2 separate regions of the Homo sapiens genome follow, and region 2 is linked to region 1. A link is a contact called in ENCODE Hi-C or POLR2A ChIA-PET data. All regions are on one chromosome and are shown on one strand. Each heading gives the region's core, a stretch centred on a gene start or an enhancer-like site at or near the end of the contact. The rest is flanking DNA. Distances are from core to core; before and after follow the strand shown.

The links. Hi-C counts contacts between places; a loop is a spot of excess contacts on that map. ChIA-PET counts read pairs that join two places held with the same protein, here RNA polymerase II (POLR2A). Pooled maps may share reads with other maps.
Region 2: a pooled map shows a loop between it and region 1 (3-fold over the local background). The contact joins the enhancer-like site here to the promoter of COMMD3-BMI1 in region 1. A Hi-C loop is called at or near these places in 2 of 168 maps with a recorded cell type or tissue (IMR-90 and PC-9), 1 of 37 single-sample maps with no recorded cell type and 11 of 50 pooled maps. POLR2A ChIA-PET finds 5 or more read pairs at or near these places in 5 of 52 experiments (AG04449, HEK293, MCF 10A and 2 more).

What each region holds. Positions count from the first base shown.
Region 1 is chr10:22,313,709-22,319,005 of GRCh38, forward strand. It overlaps COMMD3-BMI1 (COMMD3-BMI1 readthrough), which reads left to right and starts at 2,680. Exons shown (of 14, transcript NM_001204062.2): 1 at 2,680-2,848; 2 at 4,176-4,287; 3 at 4,397-4,460; 4 at 4,564-4,598; 5 at 5,251-5,297. The coding sequence starts at 2,710. COMMD3 (COMM domain containing 3) reads left to right here and starts at 2,680. Exons shown (of 8, transcript NM_012071.4): 1 at 2,680-2,848; 2 at 4,176-4,287; 3 at 4,397-4,460; 4 at 4,564-4,598; 5 at 4,945-5,005; 6 at 5,098-5,154; 7 at 5,251-5,297. The coding sequence starts at 2,710. RefSeq lists a silencer at 2,538-2,657 and an enhancer at 2,928-3,227.
Region 2 is chr10:22,679,334-22,684,630 of GRCh38, forward strand. The region is part of intron 1 of PIP4K2A (phosphatidylinositol-5-phosphate 4-kinase type 2 alpha); the gene reads right to left. Among named protein-coding and RNA genes, the nearest start is that of PIP4K2A, 33 kb to the right of the region's middle. RefSeq lists enhancers at 3,031-3,150, 3,891-4,110, 4,651-4,720. Within about 2 kb of position 3,003, at least 19 of the 41 ENCODE cell types and tissues checked have a DNase peak (open chromatin) inside an H3K27ac peak, as active enhancers do; they include PC-9, where a contact is called at or near this core.

The DNA.
Region 1 (5,297 bases), core at 1,430-3,929:
TTATTTGCACAAAAGCAAAAGTACTTATACAATCTGAAAAAGAAAATATTGTAATTCATAACACTAACAAATGCAGCAATGAGGCCTGTGGGAAAAGCTGACCACATAGATCCGGTAAAAGCCCTAGCCTATTTAATTGTAATCACAATAAAGGGACCAATATTAAATTTGTTTCTAAAAATATTAACCAGTTCAAAGGATATCAAATGTACTTGAAACTCTAAAACATTGTTTAAAAAGGTAACTTCTAGTTCTTCAAATGATTTCTAGATTCTCAAAAAGAAAAATAAATTTATCAGCATTGTCTACCTAATATTTGCAGTTTAGGAGGCAAGATATATTGTTAATGTGAAGATGGTTGCATCTGTATTTTGTTGTTTTCAGCTGCACATAATTGTTCTTTTAAAAGGCTTTTGGGAAGCCAAATTTAGTTTACTGGCTTTGAGCATGCAGAATTTTTTAAAGTTTAGTCAAAGTTCCAATGCTGTTTTGAGTAAAGCAAAATTTTAAACAGTATTTTCATACTTTCAGAATATGTTCATATGTAGTTTTTCTAACATAAAATGCATTGATCTTTATGGCTGTAACCAAGAGAGTCTACATCTGGGTAGTCATGCCTTTTGATGATCATACTTCCATGTATTTCAATGACTTGTCAAAGACACACGTTTGAAACACTCGATCCTGTGCCTCCTTCAAAGGAAGTTTAAATAAATATACCTGTAGTAGGAAAATTCCGTTTTTCTAGCATTAGAACACATTATGGTGAAAATTTTTGTGAGCTTAAAATGTGCCCATCACTTAGGCCTAACACATGAATATACTTAGGCCTAAGAGGAGGAAACATTCTAAGAGAAAGTACTTATACATGGGCAACAAAGTAATATGACAGCTATTATGGAAACAATCCTTCTGAATTTCCTAACTTTCATGCCCACAAATTGACAACCACTTGTGTTTATTTTTCTTTTAAAATAATATTTTAAAATCTATGTCCATGATTAATACTCTCTTTTTTGACACTAAATTGAGTATTAGAGTTATCAACTCAAATTCTATTAGAGTATTAATAATCAACGTTACACTAGGTCATAAAATACATGTGTAATAAACATAATAAGCTTGGGTGTTGTTAATATTGTTGAACATTTACACAACTCTGTCCTGACTATTCTCTATGTAATCAGGTATCATGAAGTTTTTCAACTGACATTTTACTACTAATGAGAAACAAATTAGGAAGATGAGTGATGGGAAGAAAAGATGAACATGATTAATAGGTGCTTGTTTCATAAAGACTCTAGGGAGACTTTTAAATCCTTCACTGCTACTATATTCTCACCGAGTGAGGAGCCACTGCACGTGCCTTTTAAAGCTTTCAAAGGAGGGCTGAGTAGTTACTCAATCTGTTACTGATGCTTACTCCATTTGCATCCTGTTGTGAAATGAGGTACACTTTATGTATTGGTGCCAAGGTAAATGTCAACTGTATCCATCAAAAATTTTTAAAACAGACATCTAAGTTAGAAAAAGAAAATAATGTTTCACTTTGGGTCTAATGTTGCAAATAATCGCTCCTGAAGACTAAAACATCTTTGTTGTTCCGCATCCCTTCCCTCCACCCTTCAAGAACTTGCATTTTTTAACTTTTCAAGTGCTTTTGATTAAAAATACCTAATCTACTTTGCTTCACGGGTTTTTTAAAGAATCATTCTTGTTCTCTAAACCAACTTCGTAGAAATAGAGAGGAAGTTAAACTTTATACAGTATTTGAATCTTTAAAGGTATGAGCATCCTAAACAGTAACTCACTTCTAATAAAGATCTTGCCATTCCTAACTGTACTTTACTAAGGTAGCTGTTTAATAAAAACGTATTTATGCAGATTCTATAGAGCAACTAAAACGGGACCCATAGATGTGGTGAGTAGCACAAAATGTGTATGGCAGTTGGCTTTATTTGCAGCGGCATATAAAATTGTTAATAATCCTGTCAAATCTGTTCATGAATAATTTATTAATCCGATTGCTGGAGTGCAGTGCATACAGGAACTCTATGTATGCGTGCATGTGTACACACCCCCCATGCAGGAAGGACACTACTGCCGTATTCCAGAAATGACAAAAAAAAAAAAGTAAAAATAAGCAAGAATCACATAATTAGATGTCTTACAGTCTCATAAAAGGGCAGTGCTGCGAGGTTAAGCTGGTGAGCTAAAAAACAAACAAAACAAACAAAAAACCACAAAAGCAAAATCCAGTTGCCTGAGATCGGAGCTTCCCGCAGGATTCGCGCAGAGCGAGGAGCGGGGAGGACGCCGTTTGCGGGAGGCGGGGGCCGGGATCCCGACACCGTCCGCAGTCTCCCCGGGGTCTCTCAGGGAACCGAGCTGGTGGCCGTCCGAGGTAAGCGCCGAACCAAGGAGAAAGCGCCGAGCGCGTCCACAAAACGCCCGAGGCCGCCCTTCTCGCCAAGGCTCGGCAGCTCCCGCGGCCTGCGCTGGACAAGCGAGAGCTGGACGGAAACGGTGGGAGGCCGTAGGCGGCGGCTGGGGGCGCGGGACCCGCGCGCGGGCGCGGAGGCGGGCGGGGAGGCCCCGCAGCCCGCGCCGCCGCCAGCCGCCCCGAGCCGCGTGCGCGCGCGGCCGCATCAGCTGAGCGCGCGGCGCGTGTCACGTGGTGTGCGTGTCGAAGGTCACGGCGCGCTCACAATGGAGCTCTCGGAGTCTGTGCAGAAAGGCTTCCAGATGCTGGCGGATCCCCGCTCCTTCGACTCCAACGCCTTCACGCTTCTCCTCCGGGCGGCATTCCAGAGTCTGCTGGACGCCCAGGCGGACGAGGCCGTGTTAGGTAAGCCGCTCGGCTCGGCTCGGAGCTGGATCCGCCGGGGTGGAGGGGCGCTCGGAGAAGAGGAGCCGGCGGAGCGAGAAGGGGAAAGCCCCGGGAAGAGGAAGTCTCCGGGCTTTGCCCTTCGCTCCGGACGGAGTGTTGGGGACGTGGCTCTGCCAGGACTCGGAGCAGACTCTGAGCATTGTTTTGGCCCCACTTGGCACCTGCATAGAGCCAACTCCACGTTCCTGGCCCGGTTTCCCTCCCAGTCTCTTTGTTCTTTTGTAAAGCCGGTGTTCAAGTCTTGTTTGTGGCCTAAACATCTAAGGTGTTTAGCCTTGTCTGAGGCTGCGGCTGTTTTGACAGTTGGACTTCATCTGGGGAGCTCCCTGCAATTCAAGCTTCCAGGGCTAGGCTAGCAAAGGTTTAAGGGTCTGTTTCCGAAGTAATTACTAGGTCAGACAGTGTTGACATTTGCCAACTTAGAGCATACCTCAAGTTGCTATGATCACTCCAGCGCTCTAGTTCAGCATGTTTACACAGGTTCTACGCCTAGAACCTTAAACTATGATGCACAATACTTTGTTCCGCCCCAGTTACCAGGATGCGAGTGTCTTTTAAGCGATCCGGTCAGTGACTGCGGAGGTGCAGTGTCAGTATGGATTGAAGACATATTTTAAGACCGATCGCTTTTAGATGATTTTCTTAAATATAAATATCCCAACAATTCAAATTTTTGTTTTTTTTCTGTAGTTTCATGAACTAAACACTTGTACAAAAAGTATGAAAGTGGAAGTTCTTAAACGAAAATAGTAACCACCACCTGGGTTAATCTCAAAAAAAAAATGACTGTCAAACCCTGAAAGTACTAATATAATTTTGAAATTTGTATCTTATATTCTGAACTCATGCCCTACCTTCTACCCCCTTGATGTATTTGTTCATGGAGCCGGTTACCCTAAACTCATCATTTTTAGGATGGAAGTTTATTCTAAAATTGACACAATGTAAAATATTTATCTTGTTTTTCCTTTGAATTTACTCCAGTGTTAGAATGACCATTGCATTGTTATATTTTCTTTGGGGGCTATAATATTTTTTAATAGTAAAAATATTAAGGCAAAATAAGTTAATTGAAGCTAGTAATAGTAGAGTTCTTGTTGTGTTCTTTTTATTGTTTTTCACTTGATCTTGTTGCTCATCTCATTTACTTATAATTGACTGTCCTTATAGTTGATGTTTTTAATCTTGTTAAAGGGTTTTTAAACCCAAATTAAAATATCCTTTTTGGAACATGACTGTAAAGAATTTATTATCATAGGCATCACTGGAAGTTAATTTATTTTAGATCATCCAGACTTGAAACATATCGACCCAGTGGTTTTAAAACATTGTCATGCAGCAGCTGCAACTTACATACTAGAGGCAGGAAAGCACCGAGCTGACAAGTCAACTCTAAGGTACAGGATTTATTTAAATATCCATTTATTTTCAAATACTACCTTAATGATTTCAATTTCAGTTTTAAAAATGGAGACAGAACTTTGGCTTTTTTTTTCTTTCTTCTAGCACTTATCTAGAAGACTGTAAATTTGACAGAGAGCGAATAGAACTGTTTTGCACGGAATATCAGGTTACTTACTTTAAAATTTTTAATTAACAGTACTATTTTTCTTTTACTTTGTTTGTAAAGATGTTTTTTTTTCTTTCTTTCTTGCTTTCTTTTTTCTCTCCAGAATAATAAGAATTCCCTAGAAATCCTACTGGGAAGGTAGGTACTGTATAAGGTGTCAAGCTGAGGCACTTTTCACTTGCAGGTATGAATGGAGAGTGTTGGTGTGAAACAAGATCTTCGGGATCTTGACCCAAAGAAAAGGAGCCAAAGGGCATGTCAAGCAATTGAAGTTAAGCTCATGTTTTTAAAGATCGTTTATTGAGATGATTTTGAAATGCTCCTTTACCATTCATAATTTAAAAATAAAGTTTAACAATGGTTTAAATTCAGAATGGATTAAAATGGAGTTGGGGGTGGAAAGTAGAGCCATTCTTAGTAAATATAAATAACTGAAAAGTTCTTCTGAGGAGACTATGTACGAAGTTATCATTGCATCTTTCAGTATAGGCAGATCTCTCCCTCATATAACGGATGTTTCTTGGCGCTTGGAATATCAGATAAAGGTAAAGTTTAAGAAACTTCTCTAGCGGGGGATTTAGGGAACTTCTTAAAACCTAGAGTTAAAAGCTGTTGCGTGTTTGTTGTGTTATTTTAGACCAATCAACTTCATAGGATGTACAGACCTGCATATTTGGTGACCTTAAGTGTACAGGTATTTATAGATAAGTCTTATCCAATAATGAAATTTATAATTTCATTGATTTAAATAAACAGCGTTTCTTGTTGCGTGTTTTTTTTCCTGCCCTAGAACACTGATTCCCCATCCTATCCAGAGATTAGTTTTAGTTGCAGCAT
Region 2 (5,297 bases), core at 1,753-4,252, 370 kb after region 1:
TGGAACATGTGAATCAAAACCACAATGAGATACTACTCTTTCATACCTACTAGGATGGCTATAAGAAGAAGGACAGACAATATCAAGTATTGGCATGGATGCAGTGAAATTAGAAACTTCATACATTGCTAGTAAGAATGTAAAATTATACAGTTGCTTTGGCCATTCCTCAGAAAATTAAACACAGAGGTACCATATAACCCAACAATTTCACTACTAGGTATGTACCCAGGAAAAATAAAAACATGGGTCCACACAAAAACTTCTACACAAATGTTCATAGCAGCATTATTCGTAATAGCCAAAACATGAACACAATCCAAAGGTCCATTAATGGGTGAAAGGATAAACAAAATGTGGTCTATCCACACAATAGAATATGCCTTGACCCCCATAAAAAGGAATTAAGTATTGTTACAAGGTACAATGTGGATGAACCTTGGAAACCTTATGCCAAATGAACAAAGCCAGTCACAAAAGCCCACATACAAATCTACAGAGACAGGAAGCAGATTAGTGGTTGCCTAGGGCTGGGGGTAGGGGTTGGGGGAAATAAGGTTTAGGTTTCTTTTAGAGAGGATGAAAATGTTCTAAGATTAGATTGAGAATGGTTATACAACCCCTATATTTAAATAGTATATAAAAATATATACATTTTAGTAAATATACTAAAAAGCAATGAATTGCATATTCTAAATGGTATTTGAATTGTACACTTTATATCATATGTGAATTATATCTCAATAAAGCTGTCTTTAAAAAGGATTCCTTTAAAAAAAAATACTCTAGCAAACCTAGAAACAAAAAATGAAGACCATGCACTACTTTTGAATTATGTGGATTTTTAAATCCACTTAAATGGGCTGCTGTGGTCATTAAAAATTATGTTTTTGAAATATGCTTGTTTACTACACGAATAAAGCAGAGTACAAAACTATAAATAAATTTTATAAAACAAGAATATATTTTTAAAGAAAAGGCTGGTATTAATCGTGATTATCTTTAGATGGCCGAATTATGAGTAATTTAAATATTGTGCTTTAGAATTTTCTATCCTTTTCTAAATCTTCTCCAATAAGCATGCATTGTTTTTATAATCATAAAAATAGCATTTAATGTCTTAGATGAGCCACACGTACCAGGAACTCAAGTGGCAGAAGGATTTAACTACATTCTTTACTAACATCCTGGATGAGAGGGTATTTTCCCTCTGTCATGAATGACAATAAAAAGGCTAGCATACATCCCTAGTCCTTTTCAGTTAAGTAACACTGCGTAAAAAACACCCCAAAACTTCATGGCTTAAAACCACTGCCATTTTATTGGCTCATAATGACATGGGTCAAGAACTCAAGGAGGCTCAACATTGTGTTCCTGCGACAGCTCAGCGAGGGCTGGTGATCCAAGGTGACCCTACACATGTATTGAGGTCTTGGTGATGTTGTTCAAAGAGTGAAGGACATGCCATCCCAAAATATGCCGGATTTTTATATTGATTAGTGTGAGCTGAAAACACTGAAAAAGTTGTAGATTCCAACTTGACCCCAACAAGCCAGGTGACCTGGGTCTTCCTGCATGTAGCAAGCCACAAAGATTCCTTTGGGAGGGGCCCCTCACCTATTCAGGCGAGAAAATAGCCCTTATCCCAGAGACTAGGGTTTGGAAGATGCAACTAACCTGAATAAGGAAATTTCTGGAAGTAGCCCTTATCTTCTACCTGTTTTATACTCCCCATGTATCCTCCCAGTGACTCCCCTAGAAATGTACTGCCCCAGATTTTTTCTTGTCATTTCTTCTCAAATGTATCGTTCTCAGCATAAAAGTGTCTTGCTTTGGCCAATTCCTTTGGATTTCACTCTTTTAAAGATTCCCAGGTGCAAGTAACACTAAGAAAATTTGTATTCCTTTCTCCTATTAATCTGCCTGATGTCAACCTGACTTCTAGATCCAGCTGAAGAGCCCACTAAGAGCTAAAGGGAGGTTGGAGGGGACCTCTGTCTCCCCTACACTGTCAGCTAGGCCTTCTGAGCCACCTGGCTTCTCAAGACCTGGCTTCTCAGCCAGACACAGTGGCTCATGCCTGTAATCCCATCACCTTGAGAGGCCCAGGCAGGAGGACTGTTTAAGTTTCAGAGTTTGAGACCAGCCTTGGCAACACAGTGAGACCTTGTCTCTTCAAAAAATTTTAAAAATTAGCCAGGTGTGGTGGCATGCACCTGTGGTCCCACATACTCAAGAGGCTGAGGTAGGAGGATGCCTTGAGCCTGGGGGGTAGAGGCTGCATTGAGCCATGATGGCGCCACTGTACTCTAGCCTGTGTGACAGAGCAAGACCCTATTTCTAAAAAAAAATAAAATAAATAAAATTAAATTAAAATTAAAAAATAAAACGCAGGAAAAGAGGTGAAAACTCCTAATTTCAGCTACCAGCAATATTTTACTGTAGCAGAAACTGACTAACTTTCCCTGCAAGGGTTAGACAGTAAATAATTCTAGGCTCTGCGGGCCACACAGTCTCTGTCACAATGACTCACCTCTGCTGTTTGAGCAGCTACAAACTGGCAAACAAATGAGTGTGGCTCTGTTCCAATCAAACTTATCTACAGACACTGAAATTTGAATTTCATAGAATTTTCACATTATGAAATACTTTTTTAGAAAACCATTTTTTTTTTTGTACATACGTAAAAACTATCCTTAGTTCGTGGCCACACAAAAACAAGCAGCGGGCCAGATCTGGCCCACAAGCCATAGTCTGCCAACTCCTGTGCTATAGTTAATTCAAGATATAAAAATGCTCAAAGAGGAGTACTCTGTTGCATACCTTATCCACAAATCCACACACCATCCCTGTGTAGAGAGCACACAACCCTTAGCTACTGAATTTTTCACTGTCCTCAAACTGTTCTACTTAAGAGCCAAAGTTACTTTTCATTAAACTTTTCTCAGTATTTCAACTACTGTTTCTTTTTAACCTAGCAACTATCAGGCCTACTCATTTCCTCTGCCAGGAGGCAATGGTAGCCCTCAAACCTCAAGTATGCACACCTTGCCTTTATTTTCTAGAAAAGGCCAGCAATCTAAAAATTAGGAAACCACCCTGTTCTGATCATGCTATTCCTAATATAGTGTTTTATTTTACTGATAAAACAAAGCATTGCTGACTTACAAATTATTGGACAGTAACAGTGTCCATGAACCTAAAAAAAAAGTGCCATCAACTTGACACTTGAGAGTTTAGCTAACAAAGTACACAAAGAACAAACCACATGGTTGGTGCTCCGTGGTGGGGGTGGCAGAAGCAGGAACCCGCTGACAAGCACATCACAGGCCCTCCAAAACCTCAGAGTATCTGTTCTTCCATTAAACCTGCCTCACTTGTGAATTCCTCCAGACTGAGCCAGTCTGAACTTGGCTCCTAGACTCTCTACTCAGGGAGGGAGAACTAGAACCTGAGGTTAGTCAGGTTCACACACCACATTAACCCTTGCTGGGAACACTTGGTAATTGCAACAGGATCTGAAGAGACACAGATGGTCCAGTCATCTTTACATATGCATCATTTGCGTCTGAAAATCCTGGCACTACCCATGACCTTGGGAATGAACAATGTGCGGTCATCTACCATGTCACCTGCTGTCTTCTTTACAACAAGACTGATCTTTCAGATCCTTCTTTATTTTTGCGTAGCTGAGGCCATTTCTGAAGCCAAAAAGAAAAGAAAAAGAAAAACAACAACAACAACAACAACAACAAAAACAGCTGACACGACAGTACAGTATAAATAAAAATGAAGAAACTTTATGTTGGATCAAGCTGATAAATTACTGTTCAACCAGCAGCCTCTCTAGCAAGGGCAGCTATCTGAGCTGAAGACACCTGGACTGCTCTCTGACTCAACTCTTATGAGTTCTGCTCATACCACCGAGTCAAGGCTTTAACAGTATTTGCATTTGCCGTTTTTCACTGTGATCTTAAGTCACAGTTTTTCACAGTGATCCTAAGTCTTCCATGCTGTGGTACAGACCCCAAGTTTTCGCAACTCAGAGGTGGGCCAAGTGCAAGGGGACCTGAGTCAGAGCCAGGTTTGATCCTGACCGCAGAGCTGACAGTGTGGACTTAGCCGAGTCACTTACTCTGATCTGTTTGCTCATCTGTCAAATGTGAATAATGACTTGTCCCCAGCCTTCTCCTCAGTGCTGGGTACAGGTCAGGTGAGATGACAAAGGTGAAACTGCTTTGTCAACTGTCGAAAACAAGTTATTTTCTTCTTCCATTAACTTTCCCCCTCAAGCAGCAACTGCTTTCTTCTGTTCCCTTCTGCAGGGTTTGATAAAGAAGTCTGTTGAGCACGTGTTTATCATGGTTTTTAATCACAGCTTCATCTTTCCAGACTGCAGCGTCCCTCCTGACTGTAATTTCTTCTCATGGTTTGGTACCTCTTTCAGTCGCCCCTCCCTTAGCCTTTCCCAGTCTCTCTTGTAGCTTTCCTACCAAGCAGTTCACACACACACACACACACACACACACACACACACACACAATTCAAAGTGTGTCAGATCTTGAAATATTTTCTTTATATCTCTCCTGGAATCGCCCAGCGCTTCCTTGCCCGGAACGTTCCTGGCTACAATAAGCACCACATCGGCCAAATACCCATTAGAAACTGAATGATTCCTATCTGAAATACTCACAAGAAGCCTGGAGCCCATTACTTTGTGTGTAGAATGTAGTCTTTTTCCCCCCCTTAAATGCATTACCTCACATCTGTCTGTATTACAATTTAGTATGCCAACTTCCCCACTCACAGTTTCAGGCCTGTGGCAAACCATCTTTCAGTTTATTTTCCCCACTGGCTTGCTGTTTTATGACTTAAAAATACTTGAGAGCAAAATGTAAATTTAGGCAATCTCAAAGACATTACTGATTGGGTCGTTTTAATTAAAAACCAGCATTAGTATCTGTGGTACTAACAGTTAATACTAGGTACGCTTTGTCTGAATCCCTTATTTTTTCTTTGATTGCCACTGCCTCTACTTCTTTTGCCAAAGAAAGTTGTTTAAAAAACTTTTAAGCTTATATTCCTTCTGCCAAAAGCTAACACACAATGTGTTTTATCATTATTCTTTGTAATGCGCTTGTTTCATTATACTGTTTCTTATACATATATGTTCATAATTTTTAAAAATATACCTATTGGCTTTCCTTGTCCTCTTAAAAATATTCCCTACCTCAAACAAAACATTCTATTAGTGAAACATAATTTGTCTATCAGAAAACCTGACACACCTTCCAATG